2 separate regions of the Homo sapiens genome follow, and region 2 is linked to region 1. A link is an interaction called in ENCODE POLR2A ChIA-PET data of the cell type or tissue named here. Cell type or tissue: OCI-LY7. All regions are shown on one strand. Each heading gives the region's core, and the rest is flanking DNA. Links, peaks and the distances in the headings are about the cores only.

Evidence for each region. ChIA-PET counts read pairs that join two places held together with the same protein. Peaks named below come from ENCODE experiments on the same cell type or tissue, not always from the same donor. Only the 100,000 strongest peaks of a DNase experiment are listed, where the experiment ranks them.
Region 2: POLR2A ChIA-PET joins it to region 1 with 5 read pairs; 10 of 35 experiments call an interaction of 5 or more read pairs at or near these places.

Annotation. Positions count from the first base shown.
Region 1 is chr1:11,944,375-11,949,676 of GRCh38, reverse strand. It overlaps PLOD1 (procollagen-lysine,2-oxoglutarate 5-dioxygenase 1), which reads right to left. Exons shown (of 19, transcript NM_000302.4): 2 at 1,610-1,701. Among named protein-coding and RNA genes, the nearest start is that of PLOD1, 12 kb to the right of the region's middle. RefSeq lists enhancers at 3,891-4,566, 4,567-5,243, 5,071-5,302. In OCI-LY7, for the core only: no CTCF peak of the experiment used is centred there; a DNase peak (open chromatin) is centred at 406.
Region 2 is chr1:12,014,230-12,019,599 of GRCh38, reverse strand. MIIP (migration and invasion inhibitory protein) reads right to left here and starts at 102. Exons shown (of 10, transcript NM_021933.4): 1 at 48-102. RefSeq lists enhancers at 193-272, 1-315, 393-442. In OCI-LY7, for the core only: CTCF peaks have their summits at 4,931 and 5,130 (motif pointing right); a DNase peak (open chromatin) is centred at 219; H3K4me3 peaks cover 689 bases.

The sequences.
Region 1 (5,302 bases), core at 1-5,000:
AGGCCGAGACGTGTGGACCACCTGAGGTCAGGAATTCAAGACCAGACTGGCCAACATGGCGAAACCCTGTCTCTACTAAAAACACAAAAATTAGCGGCGTGTGGTGGCACATGCCTCTAATTCCAGCTACTCGGGAGGCTAAAGTAGGAGAATTGCTTGAACCCGGGAGGTGGGGGTTCCAGTGAGCCGAAATCGCTCCATTGCACTTCAGCCTGGGAGACAGAGCAACACTCCGTCTCAAAAAAAGAGAAAAAGAAATAATTTTTTTGCTCCTGTGGGTCCAGCAACTCTGACCCTCCCCTGTAAGGAAACCATTCTCCACCTGTATGAGGATTAGCCGGTTCCTGGTGGTCATGTGACCATGCCTGTCCAATCAGAATGTCCCACCCTTCCTGCCCCTCCCACATCCGGAGATTTGAGCATGTGACCCCAGCATGGCCTATCAGCGCCTTCCCTGGGACTGTTCTGTGAAAAACAGAACAGTCTGCAGGCCTTTCCTAAAAAGGAAAGCCTGTCTCCTTCTGCTGAAGTTGAGAAACTGGGGCACATGAATCTGTGGCTGGTGGTCATCTTGCCACCACGATTAAAACAAACAGGGCCTAGAGATGGAAACACAAGGCCCTCACTTTGCTGCTTGAATCCCTGGATCCAGCCATGCCTGAAGCAACCCTCTGCTGCAACCCTCATTCATGTGAGCTGATACACTTGCTTGCTGACTTAATGCCACTAGATTGCAAGCTCTGTGTAAGCAATGACATGTTCTGTATTGTCCATCACCCTATTGCCAGTGCCCAACCTTGTGCCTGACATAAGGAAGCACTCAGGATACTCGTCTCCCTGCAGGGCTCAGCCCCATGGACTGCACACAGATGACACCAAGCCCATGCCAGTGGTCGATCGGGCATTAGCTCATGTTTCTTTTTTCTTTTATTTTCTTTTTTTTTTTTGAGACAGAGTTTCACTCTATTGCCCAGGCTGGAGTGCAGTGACGCCACCTCGGCTCACTGCAACCTCCGCCTCCCAGGTTCAAGTGATTCTCCCGCCTCAGCCTCCTAAGCAGCTGGGATTACAGGTGCGTGCCATCATGCCCAGCTAATTTTTTTATATTTTTAGTAGAGATGGGGTTTCGCCATGTTGGCCAGGCTGGTCTCGAACTCCTGACCTCAGTGGATCATCAGACTCCCAAAGTGCTGGGAATACAGGCGTGAGCCCCTGTGCGGGACCACTCATGTTTCTTTAGAGCAGTGTTTATAATACCGGGAAGATGTCTAGACCGTGCCCATCCCCAAATTACGGGGTGGTACTTGTGGAAATGCTGATCCCGAGGCCCTGTCCTCTAAACTAGCCTCTCAGCTGAGGCTCCTGCACACTAACATCTGAGCATTTCTTTAGCCAACTCTTTCCCTCTCCATCACCCCCTAGACTCATGCTGTGTCCTCTGCTGTGTCTTCCCATTCCCGACTAACTCATTTTCATCCTTCAGGCTTCCAGAAGCCTCCCCTGTGGCCCCAAGTCTATCTTAAGAGACGTGGTAGTTTGGAAAGGACACTAGCTCCTAGATCCTCCTGCCACCCCTCACTGTCTCTGCCTCACCCAGGAAACCCCTTACCTGGATCTTGTAGTTGAAGAACTGAGCTGAGCGCTTGAAGCGACGGAATCCCTCGGTCTCCTTAGTGGCCACCGTGAGGACTAAAAGGTTGTCTGCAGACAGAGGAGGGTATGGTGAATGGGAATGGAGGATGAGGGAGGTGACAGGGAGGAGGTCTTTGTTCCCAGTGACCTGTCAAATTCTGGCAGGAAGTGTCTTCATGTCAACCCATTACAGAACAGGGCCCAGGGAAGAAAGGATGATAGAGCAGGAAATAACCCAGGTCTCCTGAGTCTCCTCCAGGGCTCCCTCCACCCAGTAACTGACCGATATAGTTGGATATTTGTCCCCTCCAAATTGCACATTGAAATGTGATCCCCACTGTTGGAGGTGGGGCCCAGTGGGAGGTGTTTGGGTCACAGAGGTAGATCCCTCATGAATGGCTTGGTGCCATCTCCTTGGTAATGAGTGAGTTCTTGCTCTGAGTTCATGTGAGAGCTGGTTGGTTTTTATTTTTTTGAGACAGAGTCTCACTCTGTCACCCAGGCTGGAGTGCAGTGGCATGATCTCAGCTCACTGCAACCTCCACCTCCTGGGTTCAAGCTATTCTCCTGCCTCAGCCTCCCAAGTAGCTGGGACTACAGGCGGGTGCCACCACACCTGGCTAATTTTTATGTTTTTAGTAGACACGGGGCTTTGCCACGTTGGCCAGGCTGGTCTTGAACAGCTGACCTCTGGTGATCTGCTTCAGCCTCCGAAAGTGCTGGGATTACAAGCATGAGTCATCATGCCCGACCAAGAGAGCTGGGTTGTTTTTTTTGTTTGTTTGTTTGTTTTTGTTTTTTTTTTTTTGAGACAGCATCTCACTCTGTCACCGAAGCTGGAGTGCAGTGGCACAATCTCAACTCACTGCAACCTCCGCCTCCTGAGTAGCTGGGACTACAGGCACTCGCCACCATGCCCAGCTAATTTTTGTATTTTTAATAGAGGCGGGGTTTCATCATGTTGGCCAGGCTGGTCTCAAACTCCTGACCGCAAATGATCCACACGCCTTGGCCTCCCAAAGTGCCAGGATTACAGGCATGAGCCACCGTGCCCAGCAGAGAGCTGGTTGTTTAAAAGAGCCTTGCACTTCCTCCTCTCTCTTGCTCCAGCTCTCACCATGTGACATGCCTGCCATGAGTCAAAGCTTCCTGAGGCCTCACTGGAAGCAGAACAGATGCTGGTGGTATGCTTGTACAGCCTGCAGAACTGTGAGCCAAATAAACCTCTTGAGAAATCACCCAGCCACGGGTACTTCTTTACAGCAACATAAAACAGACAAATACACTGACCAACATGTCATGAAGCATGTGCTGTAGACAGGAGAGGTGTCTACACCCTACATTATAGGACTGAGTTTCTGGCTTTAGAGGGTGTGGAAGGAAGATTACTCTGAATGCTGACCACCAGGAAGATCTCTCTGGCCAATGATAGACAATTAGCCCAGGGACAGCAAATACATGGCTCACAGGTCCCTGCTCTCCATACCTAACCCAGGACAGACATTGCTAATCTATCTCACAGTCTTTCTTGCTGAGTATCACATGGCTCTAGATTCTCCCAACACCATGCTTGAGGCTCTTAGAACCAATGAGTCGGCCCAGAGTGGAAACTGACTTGAAATCTACTGGTCCACTGCTGACCTTTGGCCAGGGCAGCCATTCCTACAATTTTAACAAGGAACCTCTCCCAGGCTCTGTAGTGTGGCCTGCCTCTGCAACAGAATCTTCTGGAAATAACTCCCCAGAGAGCATCTCAGGGAGCCCTGGGGAAGCCCCTCTCAGAGCACACTTTGAAGCTGTGTTCTCTGAGAAGCGAGGAGTCTGGAGCTAGCCTGCCTGGTTAGAATCCTAGCTCTGCTCCTTAATAGCCATGTGACCTGGGGCAAGTCCCTAGCCCTTCTGAGACTCAGTTTCCCCCTTGGAAAGCAGGGATAATAATAGTACCTACTTCTCAGGGCTGCTGGAGTAATTAAATGAGATCAGGCATGTAAAATCTTTATTGGGATGCTCGGCACACATGAAGAGGTATTACTGAAGGCTGGTCACAGTGGCTCACACCGGTAATCCCAGCACTTTGGGAGGCTGAGGCAGGCAGATCACTTGAGATCAGGAGTTCGAGAACAGCCTGGCCAACATGGTGAAACCCCGTCTCTACTAAAAATACAAAAATTAGCTGGGCGTGGTGGCATGTGCCTGTAGTCCTAGCTACTTGGGAGGCTGAGACAGGAGAATTGCTTGAACCCAGAAGGTAGAGGTTGCAGTGAGCCAAGATCGCACCACTGCACTCCAGCCTGGGTGACAGAGCAAGACTCCACCTCAAAAATAAAAATAAAAATAAATAAAAATAAAGAGGTATTACTGGTGCTGATTAATGAGAAGCAAATGCCTTGGCCTGGCATTCAAGGCCCTCTCTGATCTGGCGGGTGATATACTCATCCCTCTCCATCATGCAGGCCCTCCTCCAACTGGAGGGGGTCTCTCCTTGCTGGGTTCCTCCCATGCAAGGGATCATGCAAGGGACCATGCAAGGGACCTCCCATGCAAGGGACCTCCCATGCAAGGGACCATGGCTCCCTCTGTGTCCCCTTTCTTGTTTTTGTTTTTTGGGTTTTTTTTTTTGAGACCCAATCTCACTCCCGTTGCCCAGGCTGGAGTGCAGAGGCACAATCATGGCTCATGGCTCACTGCAACCTTGACTTCCTGCACTCAGGTGATCCTCCCACCTTAGCCTCCCAGGTAGCTGGGAGGGACTGCAGGTGCACCCCACCAAGCCCAGCTAAATTTTTTAGTGGAGATGAGGTTTCACCATGTTACTCAGGCTGGTCTGGAACTCCCAGCCTCAACCAATCTGCGCACCTTGGCCTCCCAAAGTGCTGGGATTACAGGCGTGAGCCACCACACCCGGCCTGTGTCTCCTTTCTCTAACCTTCCTCCAGGTCCCAGGGCCAGTGACAATGACGTCCCTTCCACCTCTATGAAGCCTTCTCGGATTTCTCCTGCCCTCTCTGGCCTCCAAGCCACAGAGGCAAGACCCACACTGCAGTGCTCATCATTGTTTCCCTGGGTGAGTCTTAGCTCCCTGAGGGTCTGCAGCTTACACTTCTCACCTGGTGGCCAGATTGACAGCAGGCAGGTAAGGCCCTCCCCTCCCACCACCTCAGGAAGTCAGGAGGAACCTAGACTGTAGGAACAAAGGGGCCTGGCTTGCCAGAGCTGGCGGGGCAGGGGTAGCTGGGGCAGGGGTAGCCGGGGCAGGGAGCTGGCCCCAGGGCAGAGGGCTGGCGCCAGGCGGCCCAGCAGGGATTGGCAGGGATTAGCTGCGGTGCTGGGGGAGGAGGGGGTGGATACACCAGGCAGGTGTGGGAAGGAGAGGCCTCACTACCTGAACCTGGGATCCAGAAACGAGGGATGCTGCTCACACTTGGGGAAGGGCTCCCCCGAGCTCCTGCCAGGACGGTGAAGTCTCTCCCCAGGTGAAGAGAACCAGAGCCACCAGCTCTGAGGCCCTCTTGGCAACAGGGGGCTGCTGGGGACAGGAAGAGTGTCACATTTCATGGATGGAAAAAGCCAGCGTGAGAGCATGTGAGTGAGTGTGTGTGTGTGTGTGTGTGTGTGTGTGTGTACGCGTGCATGCGCAATTCAGGATTCTTGATGGAACAGGCTCTTGAAC
Region 2 (5,370 bases), core at 190-5,189, 70 kb before region 1:
CTGCCGAGCCCTTCCGCCCCACCCCAGTCCTGCCGCCCAGCACTCACCCGGCAGAATCCCCTAGCATGCGCCGCCGTAGCAGCCGCAGCCGCCTGAGCCGTTCCAGGGGCCTCGGCCGGCCGTCTTGATTGGTCAGGTGAGGGGCAGGGCCGGGACGTCTGGTGAGCGTTACTCGGCGATCCGAAGTGTCAGTTTCAGCGTGGGGGCGGGACTAAGAGCGGAGCTACACAACCGATTGGTCAATTTTCGAGGCCGGTGCGGAGGTCGATTCCTGGAATGGGGCGGGCCCCGGAAGGGCGAGCTCCGATTGGTCAGCTGCGGGACTGGATACGCTGAGTTCAGCAGCGGCAGTTTCAGTCAGGCTGGGCGGCCTAGGCTCGGCGCAGGCGGCAGTCCGGAGCGGCGGGGTAGGTGGGGCAGGCGGCTGGCTACTCATTGTACTCATCGTTTCATACTTTTCTTTTTTTTTTTTTTTTTGGAGACGGAGTCTCACTCTGTTGCCCAGGCTGGAGTGCAGTGGCGCGATCTCGGCTCACCACAATCTCTGCCTCCCGAGTTCAAGCGATTGATTCTCCTGCCTCAGCCTCCCGAGTAGCTGGGACTACAGGCGAGCGCCACCATGCCCGGCTTTTTTTTTTTTTTTTTTTTTTTTTTTTTTTTTTTTTGTATTTTTAGTAGAGACAGGGTTTCACTATGTTGGCCAGGCTGGTCTCGAACTCCTGACCTCGTGATCCGCCCGCCCCGGCCTCCCAAAATGCTGGGATTACAGGCATGAGCCACTGCGCCCGGCCTGCTTTATACTTTCATTCAGGTTTTTAGCGAGTGCCCGCTTTGCGCCAGAAGATAAGGACTACACAGTAAACAAGAAAGTGTAGTATTGGGGCCGGCCGCGGTTGCTCACGCCAGTAAACCTAAAAATACAAAAATTAGCCGGGCGAGGTGGCCGGCGCCTGTAATCCCAGCTACTAGGGAGGCTGAGGCAGGAGAATCGCTTGAACCCAGCTACTAGGGAGGCAGAGATTGCAGTGAACCGAGATCGCGCCACTGCACTCCAGCCTGGATGACAGAGCAAGACGCAAGACTCCATCTCAAAAAAGAAAAAAAAAAAAAAGATACCCAGCCTGGGCAACATGGCAAAACCCCGTCTCTACAAAAAATGAGCCAGGCACGTACCTGTAGTCCAGCTACTCGGGAGGCTGAGATGGGAGGATCACCTGAGTCCAAGAGGCTGAGGCTGTGGTGAGCTTTGATTGCACCACTGCACTCCACCCTGACTGAGAGACCCTGTCTCAATAAATAAATTAATTTAAAAAAGAAAGAAAGTGTGGTATTGGCGTCCAGGTAGACAAATGGATCAATGCAACAGAATAGAGTTCCGATATGTGAGCAATTAATTTTTGACAAAAATGAAAGTGCAATTCAGTGGAGAAAGGATAATGCCTTCGGCCCGGGGCGGTGGCTCACGCCTGTAATCCCAGCGCTTTGGGATGCCGAGGTGGGCAGATGGCTTGAGGTAAGGAGTTACAGCCCAGCGACACCCAGCACCCCCCCCAAAAAAATTTATTTTATCAATAATGTGTGTGGAAACTTGGGAAAACAAGAAGAGATGGTGTCTTCAACAAATGTTGTAGGTATAATTGGATATCCACACACTCATCCTAAAAAAAAAAAAAAGAAACCCATATGCAAAAATTAACCTAGAATGGATCATAGATCTAGTTGTGAAACCTAAACTATATAACTTAGAAAAACTGGGGCCGGGCGCAGTGGCCCACGCCTGTAATCCCAGCACTTTGGGAGGCCGAGGCGGGTGGATCACCTGAGGTCAGGAGTTCAAGATCAGCTTGGGCAACATGGCGAAACCCCGTCTCTACTAAAAATACAAAAATTGGCTGGGCGCGGTGGCTTACGTCTGTAATCCCAGCACTTTGGGAGGTCCAGGCAGGCGGATCACCTGAGGTCGGGAGTTCCAGACCAGCCTGACCAACATGGAGAAACCCCGTCTCTACTAAAAATACAAAATTAGCCGGGCATGGTGGCGCATACCTGTAATCCCAGCTGCTCGGGAGGCTGAGGCAGGAGAATCGCTTGAACCCGGGAGGCGGAGGTCGTGGTGAGCCAAAATCGCACCATTGCACTCCAGCCTGGGCAACAAGAGTGAAACTCTGTCTCAAATTAAAAAAAAAAAAAAAAAAGAATGAAAAGAAGATAGGTAGCCCCTCTACCTCCAGAAGAGCCGAGGGTGATAACACCAGGCACCGAGCTAGCAGGAAGCCCTCCGACTCAAGAAGATGGCTGATCCTTGGCAGGAATGCATGGATTATGCAGTAACTCTAGCAAGATGAGCTGGAGAGGTAGTTTGTGATGCTCTAAAAAATGAAATGAGGCCGGGCACGACGTCTCAGGCCTGTAATCCCAGCACTTTGGGAGGCCAAGGCGGGCGGATCAGTTGAGGTCAGGAATTTGAAACCAGCCTGGCTAACATGGTGAAACCCCGTCTCTATTAAAAATAGAAAAAAATTAGCCGGGTGTGGTGGTGGGCACCTGTAATCCCAGCTACTCGAGAGGCTGAGGCAGGAGAATGGCTTGAACCTGGGAGGCGGAGGTTGCAGTGAGCCGCGATTGTGCCACGGCACTCCAGCCTGGGTGACAGAGTAAGACTGTCTCAAAAAAAAAAAAAAAAAAAACTATATATATATATGAACCCACATTCACTACTGGTGGGGATATAAGACAGTATAACCACTTCACAAAATCTGTAGAAGTTAAACATAAATTTACCATATGGCCCAGCAAGTCCAGCCTGAGATATCTACCTACAAAAAATGAAAACATCTGCCTACACAGAGATTTGAACACTAATGTTCCTAGCAGAAATACGCATAATGTTGTCTAGAAGATCACCAGGGTGGCTAAATAGTAGAAAGGAGCACTTTATTGTTGATACTTGTTTGCAAACCAGGAAGAGATGGTTTGCAGCATGCACTGAAGGTGCTCTCTTCCAAGAGAGAAAGGACAGGTTGGGTTTTATGCCTCACAGGGCCCATATTCATACATATTTAGCAGGTTTGAGGGAAAAGCTGTATACATATTTATGAGAGGAGGTGAGCTCATGTGCATTGGCTAAACAGGTTGTTCACAGCTTCTGTAAGCTGGCTGAAACTGGCTTAAGTTCTGCAGTTGCTTATCAGAAAAGAATGTTTATTGGCTGGGTGTGATGGCTCATGCCTGTAGTTCCGGCACTCTGGGAGGCTGGGGCAGGAGGATCACTTGAGCTTGGGAATTAGAGGCCAGCCTGGGCAACACAGTAAGATCCCATCTATTTTTTTTTTTTTTTTTTGAGACGGGGTCTCATTCTGTTGCCTAGGTTGGAGTGCAGTGATGCAATCTCGGCTCACTGCAGCCTCCACCTCCTGGGTTCAAGTGATTCTCCTACCTCAGCCCCCGGAATAGCTGGGACTACCAGTGCACACCACCATGCTGGGCTAATTTTTGTATTTTTTGTAGAGACAGGGTTTTGCCAGATTGCCCAGGCTGGTCTCAAACTCATGAATTCAAGCGATCCTCTCACCTCAGCCTCCCAAAGTGCTGGGATTACAGGCATGAGGCACTGTGCCCAGCCAACATACATTCTCTATTTGAAAAATTAAATTAAAAAAAGAAAAAGAATATTTGTGTCCAGACATGGTGGCTCACACCTATAATCCCAGCACTTTGGGAGGCCAAGGTGTGAGGATCATTTGAGATCAGGAGTTCGAAACCAGCCTGAGTAACATAGTGAGATCCCTCGTCTCTACAAAAAAACAAAAAATTATCCGGGCATGGTGGCGCACACTTTTAATCCCAGCTATTCGGGAGGCTAAGGTGAGAGGATCACTTGAGTCTGGGAGGTCAAGTCTGCAGTGAGCCGTGATTGCGCCACTGCACTCCAGCCAACAAAAACCTACCTCAAAAAAAAAAAAAAAGTTTGTCAGACCGGTCCCCTGTGTAATCAGAGGCATAAGGGTTTGGTTTGTAAATCAAGACTTGAGATAATTTGCCTGATGGCTCCTGATGTTAGGGAGTTTAGCGAGTATGTTGTTTTTCTTTGTAACTGAAAAAGGTTACTAATCAGTGAGTGAGATTTTTGTTGTTGTTGTTGTTGTTTTGAGAGGGAGCCTCCCTCTGTTGCCAGGCTGGAGCGCAATGGCGTGATCTCGGCTCATTGCAACCCCCACCTCCCAGGTTTAAGCAATTCTCCTGCCTCAGCCACCCTAGTATCTGGGATTACAGGTGCACGCCACCAAGCCTGGCTAATTTTTGTATTTCTAGTAGAGATGGGGTTTCACCATGTTGGCCAGGCTGGTCTTGAACTCCTGACCTCGTGATCCGCCCACCTCCCAAAAGTGTTGGGATTACAGGCGTGAGCCATCGCGTCTGGCCCCAGGGGCAGATTTTTATCCACCTTAGTCACTGCTATATCTCCAGTGCTTAGAACCATGCTTAGCACATAGTAAGTGCACAAATATTTTGCTGAATTAATGAACTTCCTCATTTGAGGAAATTAGGGAAAATAGACCATTGGATTTTGAGATTAGGGCTCATGCGTATGAAATGTCTGACATACTAAACTCTCAAAGTTCGCTGTTCTTATCTCAAGCCTAAGAGTCCCACTTAGACACAGGAAACCATCCACTTGAGGACACGGTGAACAACTTAGCTGACATCTGCGAGGAGGGCCCTGCTTCTGAGGCCACATTATGAAGCCAGATGCTCTCCGAGAGAGCTGCCTGGGCTGTCACCCCAGTGCTTGGGACACAGTGGAACATTCCTGACTACCTACTTTTTGTGATTAAATAGGGACATTGTTACCAGAGGGCTAAAACTTCCAGCCTCTCAGATTCGCCAGTGGACAGATGAGGTAGTCAGAGAAAGCACAGGAATGAGGCTGGCCTTGACTGGGAATAACTAAGCAGCATTTGCATAAGGCAAGAAGGCCCTTTTTCAAACTATGGCTCATCACCCGGGATGATGCTGTCGTGAACAATTTAGTGGGTTGTACATAACATCTTGTTAATGACAGAAACTACTTGTTTTGTGGATTGCAAAAAAAAAAAAGGTAATGATTCATTTTTTTTTTGTTACCTGAGAAAGTCTTTGGCTGCTGCCTTGAAACAGCCACAAGATGGCGAGGATAGGCGGGGACAAGGCAGGAACAGGAACCTAGATCCGGGCTGATGGTTATGATGGAGGTGAGGAAACTGGGCAGGGTCAACAGACTTGGAAGACAGCAGGTGACAGATTTGGTGCAGCACGTGTGACCGTGGACTCGAGGGTGATGCCCCAAGTGTGTAGCCTGGGAATCTGGAAGGATGAGGTTGCTATCAGCTG